Regions from separate parts of the Mus musculus genome. Here region 2 is linked to region 1. The links are chromatin loops, found by intact Hi-C in ENCODE. Cell type or tissue: heart. All regions are shown on one strand.

Region 1 (8,000 bases):
GGAATACAGATCAGTAGTATAATTGACGAGTATGTGTAAGGCTCCAAGTTCAATCCCAACATCACTAAGTAAATAAATATTTCTTAAAAGATTCACAATAGAATGGTCAACTTGACTGAAGATAATACAGCTATCAAAAAACATCATTATAACCAAAAATACATATAAATATGCTGAGAATAAAAAAAGTTTCCTTTTTAAAAAAAAAAAAAAAACTTGCTCGTACTACAACTTGCTTAAATTGTCTTTCTCTTTTACTCAAGGAATTGAGTTTCTTTAAAACTTTTTTATTTTTCAGACAGGGTCTCCCTATGTAACCCAGAATGGTCCTACCTCTGCCTCCTAAATGCTAGAATTATAGGTATATGCTACTAAACTGAGCTTTAAATTATCCTTTTCCCCTTTGAAATAGTCTTACTCTGTATCCCAGACTGGCCTTCAACTCACACCAATACTAAATGCTGGGAATTACACACATATGCCACCATCTCTGCTTAAAATCTTTCAATCACTTTTATTAACTGTTTATATAGCTTTATTGACTGAGGATTTCATATGAAATCTTAAGGAATGCTTACAAAATACAAAATAGAAGAATCAACGTAAACAAGCGCAGAATCTCTGCTTCTAACAATTTCATACACTGCTAGGCAATATTGTAAAATATGTTTAATATATACACATAAAACCTTTTTCTTCATTAAAAAAAAAACAGTAAGTTGCAAGTTAGTTAAAGCTTAAAACTTTCACTTTTTCTTTTTCTAAATTTGAGGCAGGGTCTCATTATGCAGCCCCAGCTGGCTGGAACTCACTACCTAGGACAGGCTGGCCTCGATTCACCAGCCTCTGCCTCGTATGCTGGCATTAAAGGTCCGTCCCACCACACCCTGCAAATGCAAAACTGTTGGGAGAATGAAAAGACAAGCTAGAGTGGAGTTGACGAGTATAGAAGGAGCTATTTGACCAACTCAAGCGCCCTTTAAAAAGTGGGGCTCTAGGGAAGGGCAGGCATATTTGTTCCCGACATCTCGGAAGCAGAAGCAGGATCAGGAATTAAAGCTGATCCTCAAACTACATTGGCCATAGTTCAAGGCCAGCCATACAAACACACACAACGTGAGAGTGCATGATGTTTGCATTTATTAAAGGATGTACGCCATCAATGACAGAAAGCAGATCAACAGGACTACAGAAGTTTCATACAACAATGTATAGAAAGACTACTATGTGGAAGCTGTCATAATATTTTCCCTATGTCCATATGCTCAAACAGTCTCTAGGCAGCCACACAGTGGGTTACATAAGAAAAAAAATTGTATATTAAGGTGAAGTGTTTTAGGTAAACTGAATGGAACACATACCAAGAGCATGAGATTTAAACGTGTATGGGTTTTATGTTTAAACTCCCCTTTTTGAAGGTTTATGTATGTGTGTGCATGTGATAATTATGAGTATAATCCACATGTATGCAGGTACTAGAAGAAGCCAGAAGAGGCAATCAGATGTCCTGGAAGTGGAGCTGCAGGTGGTTGTGCGCCACTCTTCATGTTCTCTGGAACAGCAGCACTGAGACAACTCCCACGCTCCTAAAACTCATGTTTAAAGCAAGTTACTTGGCCATGACTTGGTGTCAGCATGGCCAGGTCTAGAGACGAACTGTAGCAGCAGAGCCCGTGGGTCCTTGTTAGTCTTAGAATGCCACCACTCCCATTTATCTGTCACCACATAATTGGTGCTTACTGGAATCTCCTGCCATGGGTACAAGTGTTCATACAAGTGTTACATCCACATAATGTAAAGCAACATAAATAAGAGAGGGGGGAGCAAGAAATTTTGAAGGTGGCAAAAATTCTGAGACTCCCTAAATTTAATTCCAAATGACGCCAGAAAAGATACCCAGTTAACCACCACATCCTGACCCACGCATAACACAACTGTTTCTTCCTATATGTGCTGAAATCTTCACATAAGCTCCATCCTAAAACTTCCTGCTTTGTGTTACCCAGCACAGCTTTAAAACAAAAAGTTACAGTTTTAATATACAGGTTTTAGCTCAAGAGTTAAGAAAAAGCCGGGCGTGGTACACGCCTTTAATCCCAGCACTCGGTAGGCAGAGGCAGGCGGATTTCTGAGTTCGAGGCCAGCCTGGTCTACAAAGTGAGCTCCAGGACAGCCAGGGCTATACAGAGAAACCCTGTGTCGAAAAAATACAAAACAAAACAAAAAAAAAAAAAAGAAAAAAGAAAGAAAGAAAAGAAAAAGAGAGTCACTCAGAATAAAGACAACCAGAAAGCAAGGGTGTGGGCTTCTAAGAGAGTGTGGGTACCAGCTAGCTCCTCAATAGGGAGCCACAGCTCACTGTATTTTGCCTGGTGTTCAGATAGCTAAAAAGAGAGAAAGGAAACGCTTATGTCTCATAACTCCGATAAGGAGACTTAGCAGATCTTTGCAAACACCTGCCCGATAATTACTCTATAGCTGAGTAAATCCTGTGAAAACAGAACTTGTATTCCTTCCTCAATTTTAATCACAAAAATGTTTTTGGCTTCTAGGTCCAGCAGACAAAGTTCCTAATTGCTATCTAACCCGGTTGCTGGTAACTGTGGAGCCTGGTCCTTTAAAGTTACCATGTGCGATGTCTCCACGGATTCAGAGAACTGTGCCTCCGTTATTTCATGTGTATTCCCTGGAATACATGTGTGTGGTCCAAAACTATCAAACTGTACACTTTGAAGTCACTGTTCTTTTAGCCAAGCAGTGACCCGAGCCTATAATCCCAGCTCGCAAGTTCGGGGATGAGTCCACTATACGTCAAACTCAAGATGGCAACATTCCGCAAAAAGTCAATTTTTAATAACAAAACCAAAAGTCCCCCGCTATCCAGCCTCGCGTCTCTTTAAGCTTTCCTTCAATTTCCAGGCTCACACCCAGCTACTCTCTTTCCGAAAACAAGTCTCGCCAAGACAGCGAGACCCAGTCTCCAAAATATCACAAAGAGGTTCACAAACTTTAAGCTCTAGAAGCGTCTGGTCCACCTCCGGTCCTCACTCCTCCGCCTTGCGGGAGTCCCGACTGGCGACCACCAAGCGCGCGGTCCCCCAGGCCCGGCCGGCGCAGTGAGATTCGAACCCTCCCGCAGCCCCCTCCCGGGTACCTGCCACCGGCTGACCGCGCCGCGGACAGTTCAGCCACCGCGGCGGGATCTTGTTGTAAGCCATGTCTGTGCCGCCTCGCCGATAGCTCCACAGCAAACCAGCCCGGACCCCAACGGCAGCAGCTCTACCCGGGTCCTCAGCGGCGCGCCACTTTCATTCAGGTTCGACTCCGCGGCTCCCGGCGAACCCACAATGCACTGCGACTTCCGCCCCAAAGGGCCCGCCCCCTTTCTTCCGAGGTCAGGCGAAATGGAAGCCCCGCCCAAGTGAGGGAGGGGAAGCTGCTGAGAACTAGATAGGCGGTTCCACCTGGCCCGCCCCCTTCAGCCCCGCCCCTGTATCTCAGGGCGCCGGCCTCTGCCACGCCCCGCCCCTGTTTTGCCTTTGTGAGTACTCTAATGACTGGTGTCTCTTTTTTTCCATCTAAACCGGAGAAACCCCCAAAGTAGAAGGAATCCAAGCTTCTTTCCACCTGTGGACTGACCTGCTACATTCAGAAGGGTATTTCACAGGTGAAAAAGTGCTTTTCCGTTAATCATAGCTCAAATTTGATGTCTCTGCTGGATCTGGGTCATTTGAGAATCCTCCCTTTACCTGCATCAAAAAGTCCGGAAAACCAGAGTCTAGGTTATTATAAATGAGTTTTCTTTTTTTGGCGAAGTGTAGGGGACGTGCTTCCGACGACCCATAAAACATCAAAAATTAGTTCCAGAAGCCTTAAGACTATCATTTCTGGAGCAGATGGTTTTGATGTGGTGTTTGTTTGTTTTGTTTATTGCTGGTTTTCACCTTTTTTTTTTTTTTTTTTTTTTTTTTTTTTTTGGTTTTTCGAGACAAGGTTTCTCTGTATAGTCCTGGCTGTCCTGGAACTCACTTTGTAGACCAGGCTGGCCTCGAACTCAGAAATCCACCTGCCTCTGCCTCCCGAGTGCTGGGATCAAAGGCTTGCGCCACCACACCCGGCTTCGCCCATTCTTGAGATTTAAAACACCATATGAAAAGCTGTAGCTATAAGCTTGGTTGTGGGCCACTAGGAGCAAGCTGGTTCTTCCTTATAATCCCTTCAGTCATCAACTTGACATGCCTGAGAAGAGGAAACCTCGATTGAGGACCTAATTGACCTGTGGCCCTGTCTATTGGGCATTTTCTTGATTGCTAATTGTGGTGGTTTGACTGTGCTTTGCCCATGGGAAGGGGCACTGTTAAGTATGGCCTTATTGGAGGAGGTGTAGCCTTGTTAGAGGAAGTGTGTCACTGTGGGGTGGGCTTTGAGGTCTCTGTGTGTGTGCGTGCGTGTGTGTGTGTGTGTGTGTGTGTGTGCACGCGTGCGCGCACGCACGCACGCTCGCACATGATCAAGTCTGGCAGAGACAGTCTCCTCCTAGCCGCAGTTGGATCAAGACATAGAACTCTCAGCTTTCTCCAGCACCATGTTTGCCTGGATACTGCCATGTTTCATGCCTTTATGATAATGGACTGAACATCTGAACCTGTAAGTCAGCTACAATTAAATGTTGTCCTGGTCATGGTGTGACTTCACAGCAATGGAACCCCAAACTATGACACTAATCAATGGCAGAGAGCCAAGCCATTCCTGATCCGATGGGTTAGTGGTTCTCAACCTTCCTAATGCCGAGACCCTTTTAATACAGCTCCTCATGATATGGGGCCCCAGCCATAAAATTATTTTTGTTGCCACTTCATAACTTAATTTTGCTACTGTTATGAATTGTAATGTAAAAATTTTTTAATTTTTGAAGATAGAGGTTTTCTAGGGACTTGCAACCAGGAGGTTGAACACCAAAATCAACTGGCAAGGCTGTATAGGGAAGCTAGCTGAGCAAGCCAGGGATGTCAGCCTGAGTTTCTCCAGAGTTCCTGCCTTCAGGCTCCTGCCCTTGCTTCCTTTCTTGATGGACCAAAAGGCCAAAGAAATCCTTTCCTCCCGAAGGAGCTTTCAACCAGGGTTTGATTTACAGTGACAACAAAAGTAATCAAACGAAGGCTCAAAAGAATAAATCTAAATCCTACCTCTGGCCTTAGGTGAAGGGAGGCACAATCTGACTAAATTTACAGCTTTTTTTTTTTTTTTTACTATTGATCCCACCCTTTAGAGTGTCAATCATCTGACCAGGAGAGCTGCTAGTTTGCCTAGGCAGGCCTGCTGAGGAGTTGGAAGGAATAATTTCTGCTTATTCTCCCCCTAATGAGATACTGTATTTACATACCCAAAGTCCTCCCCCCCCCCCCCCGTAATAGAGTTACTTAAAGATTTTCACTAATTCTCTCTGCTTTCTGCCTGTTTCTTAATTTTAAAAAAGCATAACTTTTCTTTCCTTCTGATTGCCTTTTTTTTTTTCTAATATTGGTCAAAATCGAAATCGTACCCATGCTTGCTTACCCTGACATTACAGACAATCTCATTCTCTCTGTAAAGCCCCGGTCATGTGACAGGTTCTTCAGAATTGAAACATTCCCTCCAAGTTGAAAGACTCACACAAAGTGTGAGACCTTTGAGCCTCAGGAGGTGAACAGTTATCTGAAAACAGGAAATTGGAAGACACCTGAGGGCTGCTACCCACACTGCGGGAAGATAGGATGAGAAAAGATAGTCAATGATAGAGTTGCGTATGAGCTCGGTAGAAAGCGCCGGGGTTGTAGATTTTCTGAATCGTCACCCACATTGGACTAGGCTTTCTAACCTTGCGTTTTGAGTTACCCCTGCTCCTCGTCACTAACCGCTGACTCACACTCCTGTAAGTGACCTCACTAAAACCTCATTGGTTCACCAAGTTGGAAACAAGTGTACCCATGACTCTGTCGTGGGCTCCCTTTGGAGGGTAGGAAATATATGTGTTGTGTCTCCCCAGCAAATGTCTGTCACACAACATCCCAGGATCCGAGAAGTTGCTTGCCAGCGTCTGCAGCCTAACCGTAATGCCGCGGGCCTTCTCTGTCTTGCTGATCTCCGGCCCCCTCTTCCCAGAATCTACCACTGCTTACAGATTGCCTACTTTGTTTGTTTTCTCTGCCCTAAGCTTCCTTCAGTCAGTTCCTTCAATCAGTTCCTGCGTGGTTGTGTTCAGCTCACTATGTTCTTTTTATTCAGTTGAGGACCATCCATGAAATGGCGCCACCTGTATTCAGAGTAGGTCTTTCTACCACAGTTAACCAGACTGAGAAAAACCGTCACAGCCCTGCCTCTAGGCTAACCGAATCTAAACAGTCTCCCCTTGAGGGCCCTTCTCAAGTGACTCTAGGTGATATCAAGTTTATAAGACCAGTAGGCACCTCTCAGTGGCAAGTTGGCTATAATATAACAGCCTGACTTCACAAGCACAAATTCTCTCTTTGAACTGCACAAGGAGCTGTAGTTCCTCTGGAACAATGGTTCCTCTGGCAAAACTACTTGCCACTCAAGTCTGACAGAAGTGGAGAACTAACTCCAAAACTTATCATCTGGCTTCCATACTTCTGCCATGGTACTAACATGTCTAAATCCAGGCACTCATACAGACATATTTAAACAAATCTTTTTGTTTTTTTTTTTTTAAAAAAATTATCTGTGTAAAGATTCACATCTTCAATCCTAGACTTAGGAAACAGAGACAAACAGCGCTCTTAAGTTTGGGGGCAGCCTGGTCTACATATAGCGTTCCAGACTAGCCAGGACTCCATAGTGAGACTCTGTCTCCAAATAAATTTGGGGTTTTTAAAACATTTTACTGATTTATCATTTCACATCATGGACCCCGTCCCCTCAAATCTACCCTCCACCCTTGGAACCTCCAGCCAAAAGAGAAAACACACAGCAAAATAAATAACACAAAGCATAGAAAACAGCTCATCGTGGAAGCTGTAGTGTGTCACAGTGTGTCCCACAGTACATCCTTCTGTCCACACATCTTCACTTGTAAATGTTCACTGCAGTGAGTCGTTGGTCTAGTTTGAGGTTTCTGGCTTCTGTGACACTGACAATACTGCTTTCTCTTCCTGACTATTCTATTGTTGTCCTATGTCATGGAAATCCTGCAGTTTTAGATCCAAAAGACTGGACCTTTCATGTGCCCCAACAATTCACAGATGGTGTAGATTTGGGGGTGGGCCAACTCAAAGCCCTGGATCTGGAACTGCAACAGAGCTGATCACCCCACCAGAGAGCCCTTATCCACACCACCAGGGCAAGCTCTCCAGCACTGTTTCAGCTAGGCCACCCGTGCCACCATCAGCAGAAGGCAAGGTTAGCTCTTCCACACTCATTTCTCAAAAAAACAAAAGAAAAAAGAAAGCTGTCTCCAGCAGAACACAGAGCTGGCAGCTTGTACCCCATCACTGACTTCCAGCCCTTTCTTCCACTGCTCCCAAACACCTCTTCCTCAGGGACCCCTCTCCAAGCTGAGGCTGGTCCTTGCCACTCTCCCAAGAGCTGCACCTAATGAGGGGTTGGACCAGTTCTCCTATTCTCACACAATGGTGCTGACTCACCCATGCCTTCACCATCAGGGCCAGCAACACTATATCGCACAGGCAAGATTCAGAGCCCACTCTCCCAAGTGGGTCAGCTGGCAAGGGATGGGGGCAGCTCTCCCAACTACTACAAGTGGTGAGGGACGAGGCAGAGAGGGTAATCCCCCTGTACCCACTCCACCTCACAGCAGACACGTAGCAGGACCATTTCTTCTGAGCCCACTCCTACAGAGCCTGCTCACTTGCATCCTATCCACCACAGACAGCTCAGCTGTACTGTCTAGGCCTGCATAGCCATCAGACTACAGAGCAAGTTCCAGGAAAGCAAAGCATGGACAGGGAGGAGACAAAATAGGGACATTAGTTTCAGGGATTTCT
Region 2 (8,000 bases), 1.3 Mb after region 1:
CATGGAGCCAGTGCTTAAAGAATTATATTTCTTTAGATCATAAAGACTTCTCTTTTTTTGCATATGGCATTATTAGGAGTAAAATATTAGCTGTTAGAAGTAAAAAGCAAAAAAAAATATATATTAAGAACTGACTTTTTGTGAGATGAAAATGAGACAGGGAAGAAATCCAAGGCTATACAACAAGACTACTTAGATTTCTTTTTTTTTTAACACTTTTTTTTAAAAACACTTAGAATGCCAAAGGCAAGCACTCACAATACACTAAAGACCTCAGCAGCCTCTCTTTCCCCACAGGCTTGGAGATTCAATGGCAGAAAGCAGTTCAAACTTTCTCCCACCCACACTCTTTCCTTTGATTAGCAGAGGCAGACAGCCTGGCAGACTGTGCTCTATAAACATGGGCAGCTACAGAGGCATAAGAACACTGATAAAGAATATCCACACCAGGCTTTACCCCAGGCTACCTTGGACCCAGTTGAACATGACAATGATTCAGAAAAAATCTTGCAAAAGGAGTAAGATAAGTGAAATTAAAGTCTGACCACAGGTAGGAGGCGGCTACTGTGGGGAGGGTTGAGACCTGAAATGGATTCATAGCTGTTCAAACACAGACCTTAACGCAAAGTGCTTGAGTGACTTTCTGACGATCGATGACAGCCAAAGGGAAAGCCAAGTCAGGAAGCATGGAGAAAGGTCTTTCTTCAGTGATACAACTGAATTGCCAACTGCATTTCTTTAACCCTGAAATATCTGAGTACCTAGTACATCCAGCTGCTGTTTCTGAGGGACTGAATGTTCTTTATCTAAACGGACAGTACCAAAGCGGAGGAGCCTTAGAAATAGAAAATAAGCTATGGCTCACAACCATCTAATTTTCAAAGCATCATATTCAACAGGTTAACTGTTGGAGAAGGGATTTATAAAAGGTTTTCACCCTTTCAGAAACAGGAGTGACTGGGATGATAGAGGCTTGCACATGGAGGGGTGAGGGGAGTCTCCAAAGGCAGCTACCCTCAATCTTTTCCATCCTTGTCTGCTTACTCTACTGAGGAGTTCATGGCTTTCCCCCTTGGGTCAAGTTGGTCAAGAATTGCTTTTATCAGTAGTATAGTGAACTTCCAGGAACCTCAAAATCAGGGCTCAAGAAGCTTTAGCAGTTTCTATTTTCTTCCTCTTAGAGCCCAACATCATGAGATAAAGGCCCACTTGATACAGAAAGGCCTCATGCAGGATGATTGGGCATTTGCTGGGTATAACTGATGACCAAGCAGACAGAGACACTACTCTGTCAGGCATGAAGAAGCAACCTTGGATGCCTCTGTTCCATGTGACAGTAATATGTATCAAGGCACTGGTTTGGTTTCCACCCAGCGGCAAGGGGCTGAGGTACTTATTTTACATATCAAAGCAGACCTGGCCTCCAGGTTCTCCCAGCAACTCTCAGTCTCTATCTGGCATACTCTGCCCGCCTCCTTGAGCTCTTCCCTCTATCCTTCTCTCTTCCCATGGTGACTTCCCTGGCCTAGTTCCTTGGGGCCAGTGAACTTGTCTGAGAGCAGCTTCCCAATAAACCCGCCTATATATAATCTAATCTGGCTTGAGTTGCCTCATTTCCTCAGTGGAGAAATAACCTATCACTACATGGACTTCTGGAATGAAATCAGAGGAACAGAAAGGTATGAAAAGAAGTGTTTGGCTATAGTAACTACGAATTAGAAACCAGTGTTAATCATTAGAAGACAAATTAAGAATAATTCCATCTTGGTCTTCTTCACCAACTAATAAATGTTAAATACCAATTTGAAGCTTGCATGGCTGGTGCTTTACCCAATAAGCCATCTCTCTGGCCAGCCCAAGTTCAATCCCGGAACCCCTACAAAAAGCAAGATGCAGTGGCATGTCTATACATGCAGTGGCATATCTATCTAGCACTTCCCATCCAGAGAGATGGGAAACAGAAAGAAGATAACTGCCTGGAAGTATGCAATATAGCAACAGAGATAGAAATAGAGACAGTTGCAAATAAAATGGAAGGCAAGAACTGACTCCTGAAAGTTGTCAGGTGGTTGTGGTGAAAATGTGTGCACTTGTGGGCAAATAAATAAATAGATAAATATTTAAACACCGACTCCATTCCCCTTACTTTCAGAGGATCACATTTCCTTTGACCTTATTAAGATTTGCAAATTGTGTTATTTTTCTAACTAATCCAACCCCCACATTCTGGAGAAACTTTATTTGGAGAGAATTTATTACAACTTGAGCCATACTCAGATGCTAGTAAAGAGCTGGAAGTTAAGTTCAGGTGTTACTGTATCTTTCGCTGTATAGCATACCATATCTTCACATGCTCTCTAATGGGCCACACATCCCACAGTATACACACACCAGAATGAGCTGCATTTCACTCCGATGAGATGACCAAACCACGTAGACTATTGCCATTATAGGACTCATTGGTTAAGAAAGTCTATTTCTAGGGACAGAGAGGCGGCTCAGCAGTGATCAGTACTGGCTGCTTTTTCAAAGAGCTTAGGCTTTGTTCCTTGCACCTCCAGAGAGGCTCACAACCATCTAATAACTCCTGTCCCAGGAACTGATGGCCTCAACAGACACCTACACAGTGCACAGACATATATGCAGGCAAAACACTCATACTCATAAAATGGTATAAAAGTAATAACAAAAGGTTCACCTTGTCTCTGTCTCTCAGGCTCAGAATGTAAAACAACACTTTCCTGATGGAGGTAATTTCCACAACTGTAAGAATTTACAAACTGGCAGAGACAATTACAAAATAATGAAATAAGTTATACTTTATTTGCTACCTCATTTCTAGTTCAAGCTGGTAATGTGTTTGCTCCACAAGCAAGAGGACTCAAGTTCAACAACATTTATAATTCCAGCACTGGGGAGGCAGAGATGGGCAGATCCCTGGTCAGCTAAGCTAGCTAGCCCACGTGTATGTTTCAAGCCAGCAAGAGAGCTGATGACACTCAAGGAAGAACACAGGGGGTTATCTGACTTCTGGATTCCACAAACAGGTATACAGGTGCACTTACACAGAGGTTAACATGCACACAGGCAGCCTAATTCCTTAAGGACTAAATATTACTCCTTTCCTTCATGTGAATAAGATTAAAAAAAAAAAACCAAACAAACAGCAACTAACATATGGAAACAGCTGTACCGAGTGTGTTCTTAATTTACTATTAAATGATTCATGTTAATTGTCTCCAATTCACTTTATTTAGTTCAGTGGCTATGGCTGTCGACTTAGTGTAGCTCTGTTCTAGGCACTATGTAAATGGACCCCCAGCTATGCTGCCATCATAGAAATCTGGAACATGACAGAAAAGCATAGACCCTAAAGTCATTAGCTAGGATGTGGCGTCTCCAACTATTCAGAGCTTCAATATCTATTAATAAACTGTCAGAGTAGAAGTGCTGACAAGACAGACTTGATAACACACAAGCAAAGCTCCGGGTTTCGCTTTACTACAGGCTTTTAAAGCCTCCCACAAAACATCTTCACCACCGACATCTAACTCTCTAGAACTGTAAGCCACAATAAACTCTTCCTTCAGTTGTTTTTGGTCATATTTTATCATTTGTAAAAACAACTAATACCACACCTGACTCACTTAACTAGCCTTTCCTTTAAATGTATGTCAGATTATGTGTTACCCTACATGCTCATGACACACAAATAATCTCTGTAGCCATCTCTTTACTGTAACCATTCCAGATGTCTACTGAGATCAGTGGCCACCAATTTCACATAGAAGAACTTACTGGTTACTCTTGGATATTCATAACTAACAATCCTATAGACTCATTTATTCAGGCCCTATAACTTCAGGCCCTCTTCTAGTATAAGCTACCTAATAGTCTATAGTCACTGTTAAATTTCTTTCTACCTAGTCCCATTCTAGTATATTTTAGTTTTAAAAACAAAATCTTTTCCATGCCTCTTCAATAAAACATAAGCAGACATGTAAAAAGAGTAGTTGTACATGCCAATATGCTTAGTTGTGGTCGACATTCTGGGACTTTTACAGAGTAATCCCTATAAATACAGTCTATGTACTTAAGTGACACTCCACCAATGCCTGACTTACTCATAGCACCTAGCTCTTTATAGTATCTTTTACTCCTGCTAAACATAAATATTTATTAAATATAATGGAATAGAAGGAATCAAGACTGGGAAGAATCAGATCTCATTTCCAGTGTAAATTCTGGCTTAGCCAAATTATGTAAAATAACCCTTGGCTTACCAAATATTAGAAAATCAGACGTGCATCCAATTCTCATAATTATGCTGTCATCATTTTATTTACTAGTTCAACAAATATTTAGAGAACTTTTAGGTGCTATGCACTTTGATTAGAAATGTAAATAAGATACTTTACATCTGGCTGAGATGGGCACACAATTCAGTTAGGAGCTATGAGGACAATAGAAATACTATGTCCCAAGTTCCTTGGGGAAAGCTTCTCTTAGGAAGGGACATTTGTGGAGGGACTTGAATGGTGAGAAGGAACTAGTCACATGATATTTTGGAGGAAGAGCACAAAGGCAGAAGAACACGTGCAAGGCAATTATTCACTAGTGATATTTTGAGCCAATGAGATAAATTTATTTGGTAAGTAGCTTCAATCCTCTCTCTACTTACTGGAGCTGATGTGTCCATTATGGCTTATGTGCTTGACCTACAAGTTTAACATTGTGACTTTGAGAAAGTAACTAATCTTAGGATTCTTGCATTGAGCTGTACTGTACAGAGAAGAAAATGTGAAATGTGCAGGCCCAACCTCTAGGAAGGAAAGGAGTATTCTGAGTCCTCCTTCCTAGAATTAGGTTCCACTGTAGACTACTGCAGTGACACTGCACATATACCTACAGGACGTAGACTCATGAGAGAGGAAGTTCAAATTCCAGCTCTACCACTGACTGAGACAAGAGGCTTTTGGCAAACCAAACTCCGTGACCAGTTGTCAGTATCTATAAAATGGGGATATCATTTGTCTGTCTACCCAACTACATTTCCTGGGAGATTATGACGACTGTCTAAGAATGCCCAAACTTATTGTGGAGAACAAGATAGTCCATGTTGGAAACAAGGTATTTTATTTTTACAACAGGAATAGATTTCTAATAATTTTGTCTAATCTATCAATTTAAGAGAGATATCACAGGTCTCCAAATTGAATGACCTGACTCCATATATTCTGACACAATGCAGCATCTAATTTTCTAAATCTGAGTACATTTTCCACCAAACCATCCAATCCTGAAAGTGTCTAGTCTATGTCCTGACTCTCTTCACTGACGTACAGAAGGTTAAAAACTGAATGACTTATAAAAATTAAGTACTCATGTAGATTTCTTAGGCAGAAAACTAATATAATCTGACATGAAAGTGAAGAGCCACAGTACTCTGATACTGCAATGATGGAAACATCTGCTGTCTTAGAAATGTGTATCTACGAAATGATTCCCCATCTGCCTGGAGTTAGATGTTTTCCTGCCACAGCTTCTAATTATCTTTGTGTAGTGCTGAGTCCATTATATTATGGGTTGAGAAATAAATAATGTGGTTCTCTCGACTTACTGTTTCGCTTTCTGTGGTGCTAGGATTGGAGCCTGAGCCTCAAGCACAGAGGGCAAGAACTTCAATACTGGGTTATACACCAAGCCATTCTTTTCTTAATTGATAGGGCTATGATATACTTGTCCATATAAAACACTGAAGGCATGTGAGATAGTTTTCATGTTGGGTCATCTTTCTGTTTTCCTATTTATGATTTAAACTAGAGATGGAATGTAAGTTGAAATAGTTTGAGTGCCCATGATGCACCTCTGACTGCACAATCTCTTTAATGTGCTCACAGGAAGACTATAATGGAAATTATGTAATGGTTTTGACATCAGAAAGGCCTGAATTAAATCGGGACTATAAAAATAAACTAGGTTCTAAGACGAAACAAATTTCAAAAATGTACCAGCTTTGGATTGAGGGCTTCAAATTGATTATTGTCTCCCTTAGCAACTTGCAGGCCCCAATGAGGCAAGAATGTGAAAGCTTTAAAAAGTTGTGTGCAAAAAACTAAGGCTGCAAAAATCAAACAAAGTAAGCTCGTGGAAATATGTGGTAGACCATGAAGTACAAGTTATTATTATATAACAATTTGTAGTCTACAAGGACAGCAATTCATGAGAGTACACGTAAATGCTTATTTAAAAGCTGCGATTCTTGTATACTGACTCACTGAAGTTTTAGTCTTAAAAAAGAATGTTATCCATGAAAGCTGGACCAACTACCCGCTTCTGAAAAAAGGAATTTATCTTAGCTTCAATGGGGGTGGGGGGGACATATAAAATGTTTTCCTCTTCAAAAACAGGCCTTCTTTTAGCATATGACCTTAAAGCAGGTCACCCTTCCTGTCTGGAACTTTGCTTCCTAACAATATGTCAGGCACTATATTGGATTTTCTGCACACACTGCTTAACTGGATTTGTCACACTGATAAAGTAGCAATCACTCCCATCTTACAGTTAAGGAAACGAACACACAGAAAGCAGTAGGAAACCAAGTCCCACAGTGCTCTGTCTATCTCTGAAGCGTCTTCCTCTGTCTCAAACCTTCCCCTATCCAGCACACTTTTTCTAAGATAATCATGCTCTCAATGAACACACTCATCTCTGGTTAGTTTTTGTGATACAAAGATATGACTTAGTAGTCCTCTAAGGTAAAGATGTATTTATTGATTGTTAATTTGCTTGCATCTTTTAACTCCTTACTATAATACTTTAAAAATGAAGAAAAGACAACTCAGTCTAGCTATAAAAAACCCACACATTAAGGCACAGAAAATGCACAGTGCTCTTAAAAAACGGTTAAACTCATAGAAACTGCGTGAACGCGTTTCTAACCAAAGCTTCAACGAGTTCTAAACGGCATTTTGAATATATGTACAGATTTTTTCCTCTTCAGTAAATATTAAGACTCTTAGAAGTCACTGGCCCCACTGTGAATCTGAAAATAGGCGATGAAGTGAAGACACTCTTCCACCTGAACATTGAATTTATTCGGTTTTTCTAACAGCGATTTCTGGTGTAGCGTAATATTCTGACTGTCACCATAATCACTACTTGCCTCTTCAGACTATGCTACTTGAAACATGTTTTCATAACAGACTTAACGTTACTAGAGATTGAAATTCATCTACAGAGCCCAATAGAAGGTAGAACTACCTACGGTATCAGAGAAAGAAGAATCCGGGACCAGGGGAAGCACCGTGAGACGTTCGACGTTCTCTTTACCAGCCTGTCCCAAGCATCCTTTCGTGTCACACACTGCGCTAGAAGTCACACAGACAGACAAGACAGACATACAGACAGACAGACAGACACACACACACACACTATCCTGGACTCTAACACCACTACCAGCGAGCTGAAATCCCGCGGCCACCAAACTTTGCTCAATCTATTTACGGATAATTGAACTGCCGACCACATAAGAATCAGGTAGAGAATCACAGATTCAGACTCAACCCCCGAAGCCCATGGGGAAGCCGCCTCCCGCCCGGGATCCCAGGCGGCGCGGGGCAGCAGGTCTCGGCCTCGCTCACCTCTTCCACCTCGATCTCCTTGTAGTCGATCTCTTCGAAGTTCAGGACCTGCGACGGCGCTTCGATCATCTCACTGGCAGAAGACGAGGAGGAGGACGAGGCGGCGGAGGCTGTCGACATGATCCCCCGCGGCGCCCGGGGGGCCGCGCCCGCCCTCCGGCTCGCGCAGCGCCCTTCAGCCCGGAGCCCCGCAGCCCCGCCGCCCGGCGCTCCGTGGCGCGGGACCGACCCGGGCCACCGCCGAGTCCCGGCTTCGGCTCCTCAGCGCTTTCCGTCGCCGGGCCCCGCCCACCACACTTCCAGTTCCGGTTTGAACTCGGAACTGGGAGGGAGGAGGCGCGCCTGCCGGACCCGAGC

Evidence for each region. Peaks named below come from ENCODE experiments on the same cell type or tissue, not always from the same donor. Only the 100,000 strongest peaks of a DNase experiment are listed, where the experiment ranks them.
Region 2: it touches region 1 in a loop (6-fold over the local background); 2 of 42 quality-filtered maps call a loop at or near these places.

The regions. Positions count from the first base shown.
Region 1 is chr4:33,305,679-33,313,678 of GRCm38, reverse strand. It overlaps Rngtt (RNA guanylyltransferase and 5'-phosphatase), which reads right to left and starts at 3,368. Exons shown (of 16, transcript NM_011884.3): 1 at 3,155-3,368. The coding sequence starts at 3,218. In heart, no CTCF peak of the experiment used is centred here; a DNase peak (open chromatin) is centred at 3,408; H3K4me3 peaks cover 1,642 bases; H3K27ac peaks cover 1,297 bases.
Region 2 is chr4:31,964,026-31,972,025 of GRCm38, reverse strand. It overlaps Map3k7 (mitogen-activated protein kinase kinase kinase 7), which reads right to left and starts at 7,919. Exons shown (of 16, transcript NM_172688.3): 1 at 7,644-7,919. The coding sequence starts at 7,763. In heart, no CTCF peak of the experiment used is centred here; no DNase peak of the experiment used is centred here; H3K4me3 peaks cover 1,718 bases; H3K27ac peaks cover 821 bases.